2 separate regions of the Homo sapiens genome follow, and region 2 is linked to region 1. A link is a loop called in an ENCODE intact Hi-C map of the cell type or tissue named here. Cell type or tissue: GM12878. All regions are shown on one strand.

Region 1 (8,000 bases):
ACTTTTAAAATAATTTATTTTTGGAATTCCTGTTTGGCTTGGGTAATTGCTTTATATGCCTTCTCCAATCAACATATTTGTTCCACTTGTTAGATTAACTGTTTTCTTATCAGCTCTAACAATGTATGCCATCAAAATTGTATTTTGCAGGTTATTATTGTAAACCAACCATAAAAAGACATGTTTGTGACAATTAGGGAAATCTAAATATGAAATGGAGTTAGATATTGAAGAATTGGTCAGGCGTGGTGGCTCATGCCTGTAGTTCCAGCACTTTGAGAAGCCGAGGCGGGCAGATCACTTGAGGTGAAGAGTTCGAGACCAGCCTGACCAACATGGTGAAACCCCCGTCTCTATTAAAAATACAAAAAATTAGCCGGGTGTGGTGGCGCATGCCTGTTGTCCCAGCTAGGAGGCTGAGGTGGGAGAATCGCTTGAACCTGAGAGGCAGAGGTTGCAGTGAACTGAGATCATGCCACTGCACTCCAGCCTGGGTGACAGAGCGAGACTCTGTCTAAAAAAAAAAAATATGCAAATGTGTATATAAAACTAAATCTCTCCTTATCTGCCAAAGGAGCATTGAGTTTGTTACAGGTCAAATAACAGGGATTTCAGGCAATGAGGGGTTCTCTCTCTATTGTGTAAGTCTGAAATTTTCCATAATGAAAAAACTTTTCAGAGTTTACTACTGAAATTCAAGCAGAAAGAAAATGTTGCGGCCAGGTGCGGTGGCTCACGCCTGTAATCCCAGCACTTTGGGAGCCCAAGGCGGGCGGATCACTTGAGGTCAGGAGTTCCAGACCAGCCTGGCCAACACAGTGAAACCCCGTCTCTACTAAAAACACAAAAATTAGTTGGACGTTGTGGCGGGCACCTGTAATCCCAGCTACTCGGGAGGGTGAGGCAGGAGAATCGCTTGAACCCAGGAGGTGGAGGCTGCAGTGAGCCGAGACCGTGCCACTACACTCCAGCCTTGGCGACAGAGTGAGACTGTCTCAAAAAGAAAAAAAAGAAAAGAAAAGAAAATGTTGCTCCTTTAAATAGGTTTCTTCCAAATGAAATATTTAGGTAAGCATCTTTCCATCAGTCTCCAGGAGTGAGTAAGCCATATTAAAAATAACAGCTAAAAAGACCTGCTAGCTTGCTAAATGCCAAATGAGGCAAAAATATCCATCCTATTCTTGTAATCTCATAATAATGCAACTATTATTATTATAGTTCTTCCATCTACTATTAACATCTTTAGCTTTTGGCGCAAACTGATTTTTCATTGCAATTAGTCTACCTATCCAAGTTGGTGCTAATACTTTAATGAGTGTGATTCAACTTTCCCTTTCCAAAAACAATCCTTTAGAATATTTCTGGAAATATATAACAGTAATACTAGTTGCCACGTAGGAAAGGAACTGAGTGGCCTTTAAGAGACAGGGAAGGAAACTGTCATGTACTTCTTGTACCTTTAAAACTTACATTAATGTATATCTATTTTTAAAATTAAACTGAAGTTTTTAAAAAGCAAGCTGGGCTTTCAAAATCCTTTAATAAATATTTGTCAGATTTTAAAACCAGAAGCCTTTTAAGGTCTTTTGAGTCTCATCAGAACAATGCCAAAAGAAAAAAACCATCTTTATTTCTTTTGTTGTCACAAGGGTAATAATAATTTAATGCCAATGCTAACCCTGGCTAACTTTTTTTTTTCTTTTTCTTTTTCTTTTTTTCTGAGTCAGAGTCTCGCTCCATTGCCCAGGCTGGAGTGCAGTGGCCGTGATCTTGACTCACTGCAACCTCTGCCTCCCAGATTCAAGCGATTCTCATGACTCAGCCTCCCAAGTAGCTGGGATTACAGGTGCCCGCCACCACACCTGGTATTTTTAGTTGAGACGGGGGTTTCACCATGTTGGCCAGGCTGGTCTCGAACTCCTGACCTCAAGTGATCCGCCTGCCTCGGGCTCCCAAAGTGCTGCTATTACAGGCTGAGCCACCATGCCCAGCCATGGCTAACATTTTCAAAACTGGCTATATTACCTTCTTCCCCTTAAATCCTGCCTCATCCTCTCCCATCCCCCTAAAAAAAACTTGTTGAAGACTTAAGTGTGGAATTCCTAAATCTATATGATGTACACTGTGGATAAAAAAATAAAGTGCTATATACACTAATAGAGTAAGAGCTGGTGTATCATAAAACCATAAGGCATGGCACCTACTGTTGTAAATTTGTTATAAGTATAACCACTCTCACCTTACCCTCCTCAATGCCCCATGCTCCCACCCCAGTTGCAAGTAAATCTCATTTTAGTACAATCTCCATAAAACAAAAATTATTTCTCAATCCTAACCAAGGCCCCATTTATTTCAAACTGTATTTAATGAAATAAAGTTCCAGTATAGCTAAGTAATTTGGGTAATCTACTGACATTTATTCTTACAGGATTTGGTCCATATAAAATGTTTTCAATTGTTAATTTTTTCAGAAGGACAATTTGCTGGATATGCCTTAAGAGTGGGAGACAAAAAACAAACCTTAATTACTCCCACCCACACTCACCCCTAAATCAGCAATTTCTCCAGCTAGAGAAATTAGGTAACTATAGAGCAATGGAGTGACTATCGAGTAAAACCTATGTCTATGAGACAATTTGGATTTGAAGCACAAATTAATGTACTCATAATTTTCAGTGAAAAACAATACAGGAGAGAAAAAGTCTCAAATCCCCATTTTGACAGCACAAATCCTAGAATAGCAGAAAATAAAAACACTATACTTGCCACATTATATTTATTGGCAGGGCAGAATTTCCCAAGTGTTCAACCGAAGTGACTTTCTAGAAATTCCACCTATGGAAATACTTTAAATTTCCTTTTTCTCAATGAACTCAGAGTACTTCCTAAAAATATGATATATCTTCCCCATTTGCTGACGTGAAGTTATATAGCAAGTACAAACATCAGCTGAAGCCAAAATTTAGGTCTCTTTGAGTCTCCAAAAGCTCTTTGTAAGGCCAGGAGTGGTAACTCACACCTGTAATCCCAGCACTTACACCTGTAATCCCAGCACTTTGGGAGGCCGGGGCGTGTGGATCACTTGAGGTCAGGAGTTTGAGACCACCCTGGCCAATATGGCGAAACCCCGTCTCTACTAAAAACACAAAAATTAGCTGGGCGTGGTGGCTCGCACCTGCAGTCCCAGCTACTTAGGAGGCTGAGGCAGGAGAAATGCTTGAACCCAGGAGGCGGAGGTTGCAGTGATCCAAGACTGCACCACTGCACTCCAGTCTGGGCAACAGAGTGAGACTTCATCTCAAAAAGCAAACAAACAAAAGCTCTTTGTGATAGGGTATATATACTACCACTGCAAAAAGTGAATTTCTAGATTACATAAGCCATCAAAACTTAAGCTTGGGTGTTGAAACATACACTTCTCCCTCCAATTTTTTTCAACTAGTCCAAAATAAACTGCTCTACTCACAAGTGGGAATGGATTTAATAAAGAGAGTCCAAGTTCTACCCTGACAACACTATTTCATCAAGCTCTATTAATCAGTAAGACCTACAAGCTTATGAGAAAATGTCAGTTTTCCCAGATAATCACAAATGATTTTCCCAGATAATCATTTCAGCAACACAAACTCCTTGGTCATTAAATTATCTGCTATATAGTACAACCAAGGTTGGAGACGCAGAATTGCAGCCACACAGAGCATGAATTTAGATGTTTTATTCTAAGTGTCCCTCAGTGATAAACATATTTATTGTGACCTGGTGGCAAAAATTCCTGAAGCTAAGTACTGCCATTCCTTTAAAAATAAAAGTAAAATATAAAAAATAAAATTCCTTTTTTAATCAACCAGGCCCTACAAAGCCAGCCTCAGATATTTATAGGAAACCACATATATCTCCTCAGACTTAGAGCTTTATGCCTCTCCACAGCTGCAAAGGCTCTAATTTCAATTTCTCTCCCACAACTGTGGCAAGTAAATGATGCACAGCTTCAAGCTCAACTCTCACAATTGACTTTCTGTGGTTCCAAAACCCAGGCAATAGCTTCAGAGTAAACATAACTTCACACAATATCTGCTTATTTCTTCTCCCAGAAGGTACTCTGGCCTACCCCTAGTTACTCAATATCGGAAGACAAAGGAAGAAGCTATTTTAAGGGCTAGAGTCCCAAAAGGAGGACTGCTTCAGCCACTAGGACAGCACACAGTGTTCTCAGGTTACATAATTAGACTATAAAGAAAACAACCAACGCTTTGAAAGTTGAAGTTACTGAGAGCATTTAAAGATATTCTTTACTCCATAATCTGCAAGGAAAAAACAGTTCTTCAAAAAATAACTATGTTTTCAGGATGAAAGTTGTGGGCTCTGTTTTGAGTAGATGCTGTTCATACAAGATAGAATACATATTAAAGGACAAAGTCCCTTTGGAATGAGCAGAAAACTTTCTGCAGAGAAGTTTGGAATTCTCATGCACTTTTTACCATTGCCACCAAGACACACTATGTAGTAATTTATAGATTTAGAAAAATAAAGGGCAAACCTCTACAGAGGTTCCAGCCTAGCAGAGTGCTGCTGCCAAAATGAGAACTCACATGAGGCAGATGCAGATGCAGTGTGTGTCACTCCAGTCTTGAAGGAGTTACACTGGCTCTCCTGTTAAAAAACAAAAAGCAACAAAACAAAACAAAAACAAAAACAAAAGCTGGTTTTAAAACTGTTGTGATGGGCTGGAACAGAGAGATACCATTTGGAAATTGGTATTTACAGGAGTTACTACTGCCCTCCAATTTAGAAGCCTCTGACCATCACTAAAATTAGCCTAATTGGCCATAACAAAACAAGGGTATTGAAGATAAGCCTAAGTATTATTGTGTATTATTTACTTTTCTGGCACCCTGAGTCTGGAATACAAGCCAAGTCTGATCCTAAAATGTTAAGTCGAAAGACAAACAGAAAAATAAGTCTATTGGTCTTAGTTTATTTTCTCTAGCACATTTCAGGCTAACACGATAGAAACTGAATACAGCTGGCAAATGGTGTTTAAAATTAAACTATGGGTAGTGAAACAGACTGAATAAAGGATACAAATACCAGAGTGGCCTCATCTTGCTTCCAAGTACCCATTTTAGCTGAGTCTACCTATACCTAACTACTAGGTTAGTCATTATCAAGATTCTAGTCATCATTATCAAGATGACTAGAATCAACTGCACACTGCTAAAAATCTAACCAGATATCTAAATTTGGAATGGAAGGAAATTTTTAAATTTTGATTGTCAGTGGAAATCTGCCCTTAGTAAGCCAATTTATACTCTATAAAGTTAAAAGAAACTACCTAGTCTAGTAAAATAACTGAGTTGAAGATACATAATCCATTAAATATACTGACACTTTAAAGATATGCATTATGTTTAACTTTATAGGGAGTCATTTTCCCTAGAGACATTTAGGTTTTTGAAAACATGTCACTGGGCTCCTCCAATTCTTGGATTTTTGGGGTACTCAACCGAAGAGCAGAAATGACCAGATGCAATGTCTAAAAGTCCTAAAAGCATTACAACACTACCAACAGTCACAATGAAAACCAAAAATGCAACCCAACCACCCAAGAATAGTCATTTGCTTTTATGTTATAAGAATGATCAACATCAACATGCTCATCTATTTAGCTGTAGGCTACATGATGTTGGTTCTCTAAGCCTCTAACTAGAAAAGGTGATAACGCACATTTTTCTCTGAGAAAATTTTAAGTGAGATCTTTCCAATTATCATATAAACAAATGCCCAAGGACTTTTTTCCATTTTCCAAAACTATATGAAAATCCTCCTAACACATTAAATAGACACAGGCAAAAATCCTATCTCTAACCTAAGAGATCACAAATGACCTAAAAAAGATATTTTCATATCTTTCTAAATTTTCAAAGCAAATTTCCTAAAATGGCCTCAATTTTAATTTACTTAAAACAGCTAGATATCATAGCAATACTTTTAGTAATACAAAGTAAAACACATTCCCAAATAACTAGATGTGTAAATAAGTAAAGTGGAGTTTGAGCAACTGCCAATTTCAGTTTATTGCAAGCAAATGCAAAATTAAATGGTAATTAAGAGTTATTTGTTTAAAAAATACTAAGAATATTAGAAGAATATTTTTAAATAAAATGAAAAAAATACCTACTTCAAAAATATTCCATCTGAGAATCTGAACACTTACAAATATCTTGTATTTTCAGTACTGTTTTCAATTTAAGACAGAAAAATTGAAAATTATTGAAATAACTTTTAAAAATCGTCTTTAACCAAAGGAGCTGCTTGTAATACAAAAACAGAAATAGCTAATATTTTTTTTTTCAAAAATAAAAACAGATCACAGCACTCAAATGCCTATACTAAAGTTAGAAGAATTTAACAAACATTTGGATACCTACAGTGTACCAGGTACTAGAAGCTGAGAAGAAGAAACAAAATAATGTATGATCCTGGGCCGTGAAAGAGCTTATAGCTCATGGCATATTAGAGGGGATATACATTTAGATATTTATAATAAGTTTTAGGAGATCAATAACTAAGACTAATCAAATGACTAAGAAAGTATAGAGAGACAAAAAGAGGACCAATCAATCCAGCCCAGGAAGTCTTCTTAAAACCTATGCATGATTTATGTCTGACTTATTCAGGCTTATACAGATAACTCATTTTTATAACCAATTTCTCAAGGTACTATAAAGTTTACCTGACAACTCTCTGAAATTCAGATTCAACTAATACATTACAAACATCTATGTCAAGACTAGGCAAGTGAATTAATGTGTGAAGTGGGATACATGAGGGTGCACATCTTGTCTAGAGGAGGAAGTGGCTACTCAAGTGTAGCTGACTTCCCTGAGGGAATGGGAGCCAAATGTTCCCAATTGCGTGATAACAGCCAACCTAGACTTTTACCTGTAGTCTCTCAACTGTATAACACTGACCCAATTAGGCCGGCTTGGTGGCTCACGCCTGTAATCCCAGCACTTTGGGAGGCCAAGGTGGGCGGATCACGAGGTAAGGAGTTCGAGACCAGCCTGGCCAATATGGTGAAACCCTGTCTCTACTAAAAAATACAACAACAAAAAAAATTAGCCGAGTGTGGTGGCGCACACCTGTCGTGGTGGCACGTGCCTGTATCACTGGTACCAGGGAGGCGGAGGTTGCAGTGAGCTGAGATCACGCCACTGCACTCCAGCCTGGGTGACAGAGCGAGACTCTGTCTCAAAAATAAATAAATAAATAAAAAATAAAAATAAAAATACTGACCCAATTAAATAAACAAAAACTCTTTCAGCCAAACTATGGTCTGTGGTCTAAGTTGGGTCCATGGGCCAACAGTGTGCACCTCTAGCCTATACTTTAGGTCATATACTTCCACATACATTATCTATCCCATTTAATTGAAGTGTTTGACTACCTTCTTCAAAGAGTCTTAAGGAAATAAATAGAATTTAGGTACTTAATGAATTGGAAATCTAGATGGAAATACATTCATTCTTTAATAACATAAAGTATTCTGGGTAATACTGTCAGTCTATTCATCCCAAGAAAAAACGGAGGAAGTGGATTAAAAACAGAAAATAAAAGAACCTCTATGTGGTAACTTGATGTGGACCCCTATAATCGTCTGAATCTGATTTCTTCACTAGATTATCAAAACCGAACAAATGTTCCCAGTGACAGAATCACAACATCCTCATGATCTGCTTAGGTAACCAACTACAGTATTAGTGTCTTATTCATAAGGTTTAACCTAAATCTTTGCTATACAACTTAATTCCATTATCATTTGTCCTTTCCTCATTGGCCATTATCTGCATGATAAAACAAACATCCAGAGAATGTGTAAGCAGAAAGGAGATAATGAATCAAAGGTAGCTATTATGTTAGAAGTATGCTGAAAACAAGTTTAGTCATGTTGAAAATAGCCTTTGGCTGGGCGCGGTGGCTCACGCCTATAACCCCAGCAC
Region 2 (8,000 bases), 74 kb after region 1:
AGAATTATGATGTAGTACAGTAATATTCTTCACGCCCAAACTGATAAAAGTATAAAAATAGCAGTAAAGGCCTGGCGTGGTGGCTCACGCCTGTAATCCTGGCACTTTGGGAGGCCAAGGTGGGTGGATCATTTGAGGTCAGGAGTTCGAGACCAGCCTGGCCAACATGATGAAACCCTGTCTCTACTAAAAACGGAAAAAAATCAGCCAGGCGTGGTGGCGTATCCCTGTAGTCCCAGCTACTCGAGAAGCTGAGGCAGGAGAATTGCTTCTCCCACCCGGGAGGCGGAGGTTGAAGTGAGCTGAGACTGCGCCACTGCACTCCAGCCTGGGCAACAGAGCGAGACTCTATCTCAAAAAAAAAAAAAAGAAAAAATAGCAGTCAGCACTTCTTTTCATGACAATTCTGCATTAAGACAAAATGCCACGCTGCTAGAGTTATACATTGGCAAACGCTCTTTAAAAAGTCATTTTACATGTCTGTTTCAAGTCAGGTCAGTAATTCATTTGGAATAAAGTGAGGAGCACTTTAACAATATGTAGAGCAGGTCTATCAGGCAGTGTTTAACACATGGCAATTTGAATCAAATATTCATTTTTCAATGGAATAAGTATGTCAACATAGATAATAGGGTAATAATAGCAGTATGAATAATCAGTAGTTTCTACTTCACTCAAATTTTAATTTTGTATTTAAAATACAAAACCTGGGTGGCTCACACCTGTAATCCCAGCACTTTGGGAAGCCGAGGCGGGTGGATCATCTGAGGTCAGGAGTTCAAGACCAGCCTGGCCAACATGGTGAAACCCTGTCTACTAAAAATATAAAAAGTAGCCAGGCGTGGTGGCAGGCACCCATAATCCCAGCAACTTGGGAGGGTGAGGCAGGAGAATCACTTGAACCCAGGAGGCAGAGCTTGCAGTGAGCCGAGATCCCGCCACTGTACTCTAGCCTGGGTGACAGAGCAAGACTCCATCTCAAAAAAAAAAAACTAAACTTGGCATTTTTAAGTTTTATAATCAACCATTCATTCTCATTCTAAGAACACTGCCCTAAAACTTACATGGAAAGGATAATTTTGAATAATTTCTTCAAATTTTCTCACCAGCCTGAAACTTATTTTGGTCTCTAAATACAACAACTTTCACTGCATATTACTCATGTTAAACTAGTTTATGGAAAAACAAAAGTTAAAGCTATATCCTCCATTTGTATGCCTCATATTGTACTAAATAGCCACATTTTATTCAGTCTTTGATAACCCTAGTCCTTGGCAGATAAGCAAGTAAAATCAATAACCTATAGTAGTTAGACATTTGGTTTTATCATTATATTGTGCTTAAGGGCCTCTCTGTAACATAGCCACAGACCAACTTACTTACAAATACATCCCCTTAAAAACATGGAAAGTCAGATGCAAGTTTACTTTAATTCATCTACCAGTACTGCTGAAAAACTAAATCCTCATATTTGTAGTTAACAGTGTCACCTATAACTCAAAGAATAGCACTGTGAAATAAGCTATAGCTTTTTTAAGTATTTTGTAACCTTTACTCCTTATCATCACAAAACACATGAAAGGAGATATATATATATGTGTGTGTGTGATATATATATATATATATATATATATATATATCACACACTCCTTCCCTCCCCTCTTTCCTGAAATTATTAGCTTTTTTTTTTTTTTTTTAACAATCTATCCCTCCTTCTTGGAATTACTAGTTTTAAACTGTTCTTTAATAACTCTAATGAATTTTGAAAAATTCCTGCCCCAAATCCCTCTCAATATTGCCTCTGCATCATTCTTCCTTTCTTTTCTTCTACTGCAAAAATAATTAAACAAATGCTTTTTTTTTTTTTTTTTTTTAAAGACGAAGTCTCTTTCGCTCTGTCTTCCAGGCTGGAGTACAGTGGCACCATCTCAGCTCACTGCAAGCTCTGCCTCCTGGGTTCACGCCATATATATATATATACATATACATACACACATACACACACACATATATATATACTTTAAGTGGGGGTGGGAGGAGGGTGAGGGATGAGAAATTACCTGATGAGTACAATGTACACTATTCAGGTGATGGTTACACTAAAAAGCCAGACCACTGCTATGCTATATATCCAAAACTGTACCCCCTAAATCTATAAAAATTAAAAAATAAAATAGTTTAAGATGAAGAAATGCCTATTTTTCCAGAAGGCTCCTTGAAACTGTTGCATTTAAATTATCTTAAATGTTTCATTACCTCTCATCTTTTAAATAGTTCATGATAAGTTTTTGGTTTTTTTTTTTTTTAGTTTTTTTGAGACAGAGTTTCACTCTTGTTGCCCAGGCTGGAGTGCAATGACGCGATCTCGGCTCAATGCAACCTCCGCCTCCCAGATTCAAGCGATTCTCCTGCGTCAGCCTCCCAAGTAGCTGGGATTACAGGCATGAGCCACCACGCCCGGCTAATTTTGTATTTTTAGTACAGACGGGGTTTCACCGTGTTGGTTAGGCTGGTCTCGAATTCCTGACCTCAAGTGATCCACCTGCCTCCCAAAGTGCTGGAATTACAGGAATGTGCCACCGTGCCCAGCCTATAAACAAGTTTTTTTGTTTATTTTTCATTTCATTATTTTCATTCAGAGTTCTTTATGTCACTTGTCCCAAACTGCACTACACATTCCTGTCAAAGGCCAACACTCAATAGTTCACACACCAAAGTGATGCCAACAGTTAACAAACTCCAACTAATAACATCACACTTACCCACACACATCACTCACTGTCCTCTTACCCTGCTTTACTTGTTTTTTGCACATAACCCTTACATTTGACAGTTTGCATTCTGTCAATCTCTCCAAAATATAAGCTCCATAAGGGAGAGGAGTGTTTTATTTGCTGCTGTATCCCCAGCATCTCGCACAGTAGACTTAACAGACAGAAATAAATGAACCATTAAACGTCTACACATGGAGCCCTTTGCTTTTCAGAAGCCTATTTTTGTGTAAGCCTGAAAATGCAAGAATAACTGCAGAAGTCCCTTTTAATACTCTAAATGAATCTTTGTGAAATCTTATTCTTGGTTCACAAATACATAAGATTCTTGGCTTGATTAACATAATATTTTGCTAACATTTCAACATCAGGCCTCGGAACAAAAGCTTCCTTGTTCTCCGAAGGAAAAATAACAAAGTTGAGAAGAGAGAACTTGTCGAGTGAGAAATGCAGTACCTGTTGCCTTGACAATTTGTTTTTCTTCTTCAAGCAGCTACATGCTCCTATCTGTAGTCTGAAATTGTAACTAGAAACTACAAATTTATTTCATCTGTTCCTAAACTTTTGAAAATATACAAAAAAGACTAATTTTGCTATGTTCTCATCAACATTCTATTGCTACTATCCTGCCATATCACATAGAATGCTATATATTTGTTCTACATCAACACATTAAGGCTGCTTCTAACTGAATGTTTTGAATAATACCGGACCTTCAACAATAACATGGTTATTGACACAAAGGAACAAGAGAGCATGTAAGGAAAACATTTTAAAAGACTGAGCTATTTCTTCAAAACGTTGCCATAATTAACTGAGGTCTTCAAAAGCATAAAGGTATAAACCAGCTGTACAATTTTTACATTCAGACGATATATAATACTTTGCACCTTTAGTAATGACTCCTGAATACTCCTTTAAAAAAAAAAAATACATAGGGCAAGGTGCAGTGGCTCACACCTATAATCCCACCACTCTGGGAGGCCAAGCCAGGCGGATCCCTTGAGCCTAGGAGTTCGAGACCAGCCTAAGCAACATGGCAAAACCCCCATCTCTATAAAAACATGCAAAAATTAGACAGGCATGGTGACGGGTGCCTGTAGACCCAGCTACTCGGGAGGCTGAGGTAGGAAGATTGCTTGAGCCGGGAAGGCAGAGATTGCGTGAGCCAAGATCGCACCACTGCACACTCCAGCCTGGACAACAGACAAAGACCCTGTCTCCAAAAAAAAAAAAAAGGAAAAAAAAAAAAAAGCAGGTAAAAAACTGCTTTATTTCAGGAAAGAACTCATTCTCTTACCAATGAACTCCTGCTCACCATTCAACTTTGGTTTAGCTCTTATTTTTCCTGTTACAAAATAATTTAAAAAGATAAAATCGGAAAGGCATAAATAACCACAGACCACAGTATTTCTACCTTTTAATATATAAATTCATACTTAAGGTTTAGTCCACCTATTTGGTTAAAATTCAGAGATATGCATGAGTTCGATGCCTTAATAATGCTAACATAATAACAGCTGACATTTATTGAGTACTTACTATTTTTCATGTATGATTCTAAGCAGCATAGTACATATTTTAACTCACTGACTTTTCAGAACAACCCTATATGTTAGGTACTATTATCCTCATTTTACGAAGAAGTAAACAGGAAAGAGAAGTTAGATAATTTGAAGTCACAGAATTATACTGTGGTTAAGAGTACGGATTCTGGAGCCACACTGCCTGCGTTCAAAACCTGGCTCTAACACCAACTAGCTCTACGACTAAGCAAATTATAAGCACTACAGTTTCTTCCATTGCAAAACAGGTAGAGTTGGAACAAGGATGTAAGGTGCTAAGAACAGTGGCTGAGACATGGAAATTGGTCAATATAAACTGTTTATAATGCTTGAGTGCAAGATGTTTGAATACTTGAAGCCTTAGCACAATACAGTACTTGATGTTTGCAGGAATGAGTAATAGGCTTCTACTTTTGGAGTCAAAACCTCATAGCGTCCATTACGTATCAGAGGCTGTAACAATTTCACACATTTATCACGTCAATTAAAGTATCCTAAATATAAGGACAACTATAGCTATAGGTTTGTTTCCTTTCTTCCTGGAAGCTCTCAGACCTAGAGAGAATTAATTCAAGATTTATTTCACCAAACCTACTTCAAAAGTAAACGAGTAATTCAAGGCTTAAAAAAATGGCATTTACTGGCTGGGTGCGGTGGCTCATGCCTGTAATCCCAGCACTTTGGGAGGCCGAGGCGGGCGGATCACAAGGTACAGAGATCGAGACCATCCTGGCTAACACAGTGAAACCCCGTCTCTACTAAAAATACAAAAAAATAGCCAGGCGTGGTGGCACATGCCTGTAATCCCAGCACTAGGGAGGCTGAGGCAGAGGAACAGCTTGAACCCGGGAGATGGAGGCTGCAGTGAGCTGACATGGAGCCACTGCACTCCAGCCTGGGTGACAGAGCAAGACTCCGTCTCAAAAAAAAAAAAAAAAAGGCATTTACTGACCAGATTTGTGAAAGATTCTAATGTTAGGCCAGGGGCGGTGGTTCACGCCTATAATCCCAGCACTCTGGGAGGCTGAGGTGGGCGGATCACCTGAGGTCAGGAGTTCAAGACCAGCCTGGCCAACAGGGCAAAACCTGTCTCTACTAAAAATACAAAAATTAGCTAGGCATGGTGGCGCATACCTGTAATCCCAGCTACTAGGGAGGCTGAGGCAGGAGAATCGCTTAAACCCAGCAGGCGGAAGTTGCAGTACGCTGAGAGCGCACCTCTACACTCCAGCTTGGGCAACACAGAGAGACTCCACCTTAAAAAAATAAAAAAGGCCAGTTGCAGTGGCTCACATCTGTAATCCCAGCACTTTGGGAGGCTGAGGCGGGTAGATTACAAGGTCAGGAGTTCAAGACCAGCTTGGCCAAAATGAAGAAACTCCATCTCTACTAAAAATAAAATAAAATAAAAAATTAGCCAGGTGTAGTGGTGGGCGCCTGTAATCCCAGCTACTCGGGAGATTAAGGCAGAGAATTGCTTGAACCCGGGAGGCAGAGGTTGCAGTGAGCTGAGACTGCACCAATGCACTTCAGCCTGGGGGGCAGAGTGAGAATCCATCTTAAAAAAAAAAAAAAAAAAAAACTTTTAATGTTTACTCTCCAAGCCACAGCTTGGTCTTATTTACACAGCATGATACTGTTAAATGCTTATTAAAATAACTTAAAATTCTTATAATTTTGATACAGAATGTTTGAGCTATTTCAATCTACACACTATTATTCTAGCTGGTTTACTTAGCAGCTCTCAAACAAACTAGATAGAGATACACAAATGCCTAACTAGATTCTAATATGACTGCTATAAAAAGTGTGCAAAATATTTTTCAAGGATAGTCAAATACATGTACTACTCATCTTTAAAGGCAAATGAGACAAAATAATGTAGAAGAGCAGAAATCTGTAAAATATTTACACTAAAATGAATTCAAAAATTTCATTTTCTACAATATTCTGACCCAAAATCAGAGCATAACAAAAGCATGTCCTGTCCTTATGAATTTATAGAGCATAATTTTATGACAAACATAATGGTAGAAAAAGAATATGTAACACAAATACTAGCTGATCATATTAAAGATAAAATAGGGCGGACGCGGTGGCTCACGCCTGTAATCCCAATGCTTTGGGAGGCCGAGGCAGGTGGATCACGAGGTCAGGAGTTCGAGACCAGCCTGGCCAACATAGCGAAACCCCCATCTCCACTAAAAATACAAAAAAATTAGCCAGGCATGGTGGCGGGCGCCTGTAATCCCAGCTACTCGGGAGGCTGAGCCAGACGAATCACTTGAACCCAGGAGGTGGAAGTTGCAGTAAGCAGAGATCACGCCATTGCACTCCAGCCCAGGCGACAGTGCAAAAATCAAAAATGAATAAATAAATAAAAAATAAAGATAAACTAAGCAGAAAAAAATACGCACTGTCAATAAACCTAAATGTGAAAAAGCAAAACCATACAATTTACAGAAGAATATAGAGATGAACAGCCTTACGGATCAAAGGTAGGGAAGACTTTCTTGCATAAAAGACAAAAAATGCAAAACATTTTGGGATTCACTTTCCCCATCTGTCAAATGAAGGCATTGAACGTGGAAGACTCTCAAGTTCCCTTCCAGATGTAGAAACAGATTTATGGGTCCAGATTCTGTAGAGGTCACAGTGTTTTTTACAATTTTTTACGATCAGTTGCCCACATTTATAAATCAGAAAATTCTGTATAACATACGAATTTGGGCTGGGCGCAGTGGCTTATGCCTATAATCCCAGCACTTCGGGAGGCTGAGGTGGGCAGGTCACCTGAGGTCAGGAGTTTGAAACCAGCCTGGCCAACATGGTGAAACCCCATCTCTACCGAAAACACAAAAATTAGCCGGGCACAGTGTCACATGCCTGTATTCTCAGCATGCCTGTAGTACTCGGGAGGCAGAGGCAGGAGAATTGCTTGAACCCAGGAGGTAGAGGTTGCAGTGAGCTGAGATCGAGCCAGCCTGGGCAACAAAGTGAGACTCCGTCTCGGAAAAAAAAAAAGAGTGTGGGATGAAAGAGCCTGCTTGTACTATGTGCTTGGAAAGAGAAGACTGAAATCTGATGCCTGAAATTTAACGGCTTAAAAAAAAAAATCAGTAAGCTTGCTGAGTATTAGCATGTTTTCATTACAGATGCCCAGTGGGATATATATTTTTATAGGCTCATTAGTTTAATGGAGTTTCTTTAATGTTTTATTTTAGGTTCATCTTAAAATACTGTGAAATATTTCAAACACACAGAAAATAATATAATGATCATTTGATATGTCTACTACCCACCTTCTTTATCAAATTTTAACAATTAAAATTAAGGGCCGGGCGTGGTAGCTCACGCCTGTAATCGCAGCACTTTGGGAGGCCAAGGCGGACGGATCATGAGGTAAAGAGATTGAGACCATCCTGGCCAACATGGTGAAACCCCATCTCTACTAAAAATACAAAAATTAGCTGGGCGTGGTGGCACACGCCTTTAGTCCTAGCTACTCGGTAGGCTGAGGCAGGAGAATCGCTTGAACCCAGGAAGCGGAGGCTGCAGTGAGCCGAGATCGCACCACTGCACTACAGCCTGGCGACAGAGCGAGACTCCATCTCAAAAAAAAAAACGAAAAAAAAAACAAAGATTAAGACTGTCATAATTTTTT

Evidence for each region. A loop is a pair of places that touch in the nucleus more often than their neighbours do. Peaks named below come from ENCODE experiments on the same cell type or tissue, not always from the same donor. Only the 100,000 strongest peaks of a DNase experiment are listed, where the experiment ranks them.
Region 2: a loop joins it to region 1, with 4 times the contacts of the local background. A loop is called at or near these places in 17 of 110 quality-filtered maps.

What each region holds. Positions count from the first base shown.
Region 1 is chr10:103,107,156-103,115,155 of GRCh38, forward strand. All of the region lies in intron 4 of NT5C2 (5'-nucleotidase, cytosolic II), which reads right to left. Among named protein-coding and RNA genes, the nearest start is that of NT5C2, 82 kb to the right of the region's middle. In GM12878, no CTCF peak of the experiment used is centred here; DNase peaks (open chromatin) are centred at 4,046, 5,087 and 5,561; H3K4me3 peaks cover 1,912 bases; H3K27ac peaks cover 2,980 bases.
Region 2 is chr10:103,181,655-103,189,654 of GRCh38, forward strand. All of the region lies in intron 1 of NT5C2 (5'-nucleotidase, cytosolic II), which reads right to left. Among named protein-coding and RNA genes, the nearest start is that of NT5C2, 7.6 kb to the right of the region's middle. RefSeq lists enhancers at 4,754-5,255, 5,256-5,755. In GM12878, no CTCF peak of the experiment used is centred here; no DNase peak of the experiment used is centred here; H3K4me3 peaks cover 1,413 bases; H3K27ac peaks cover 1,748 bases.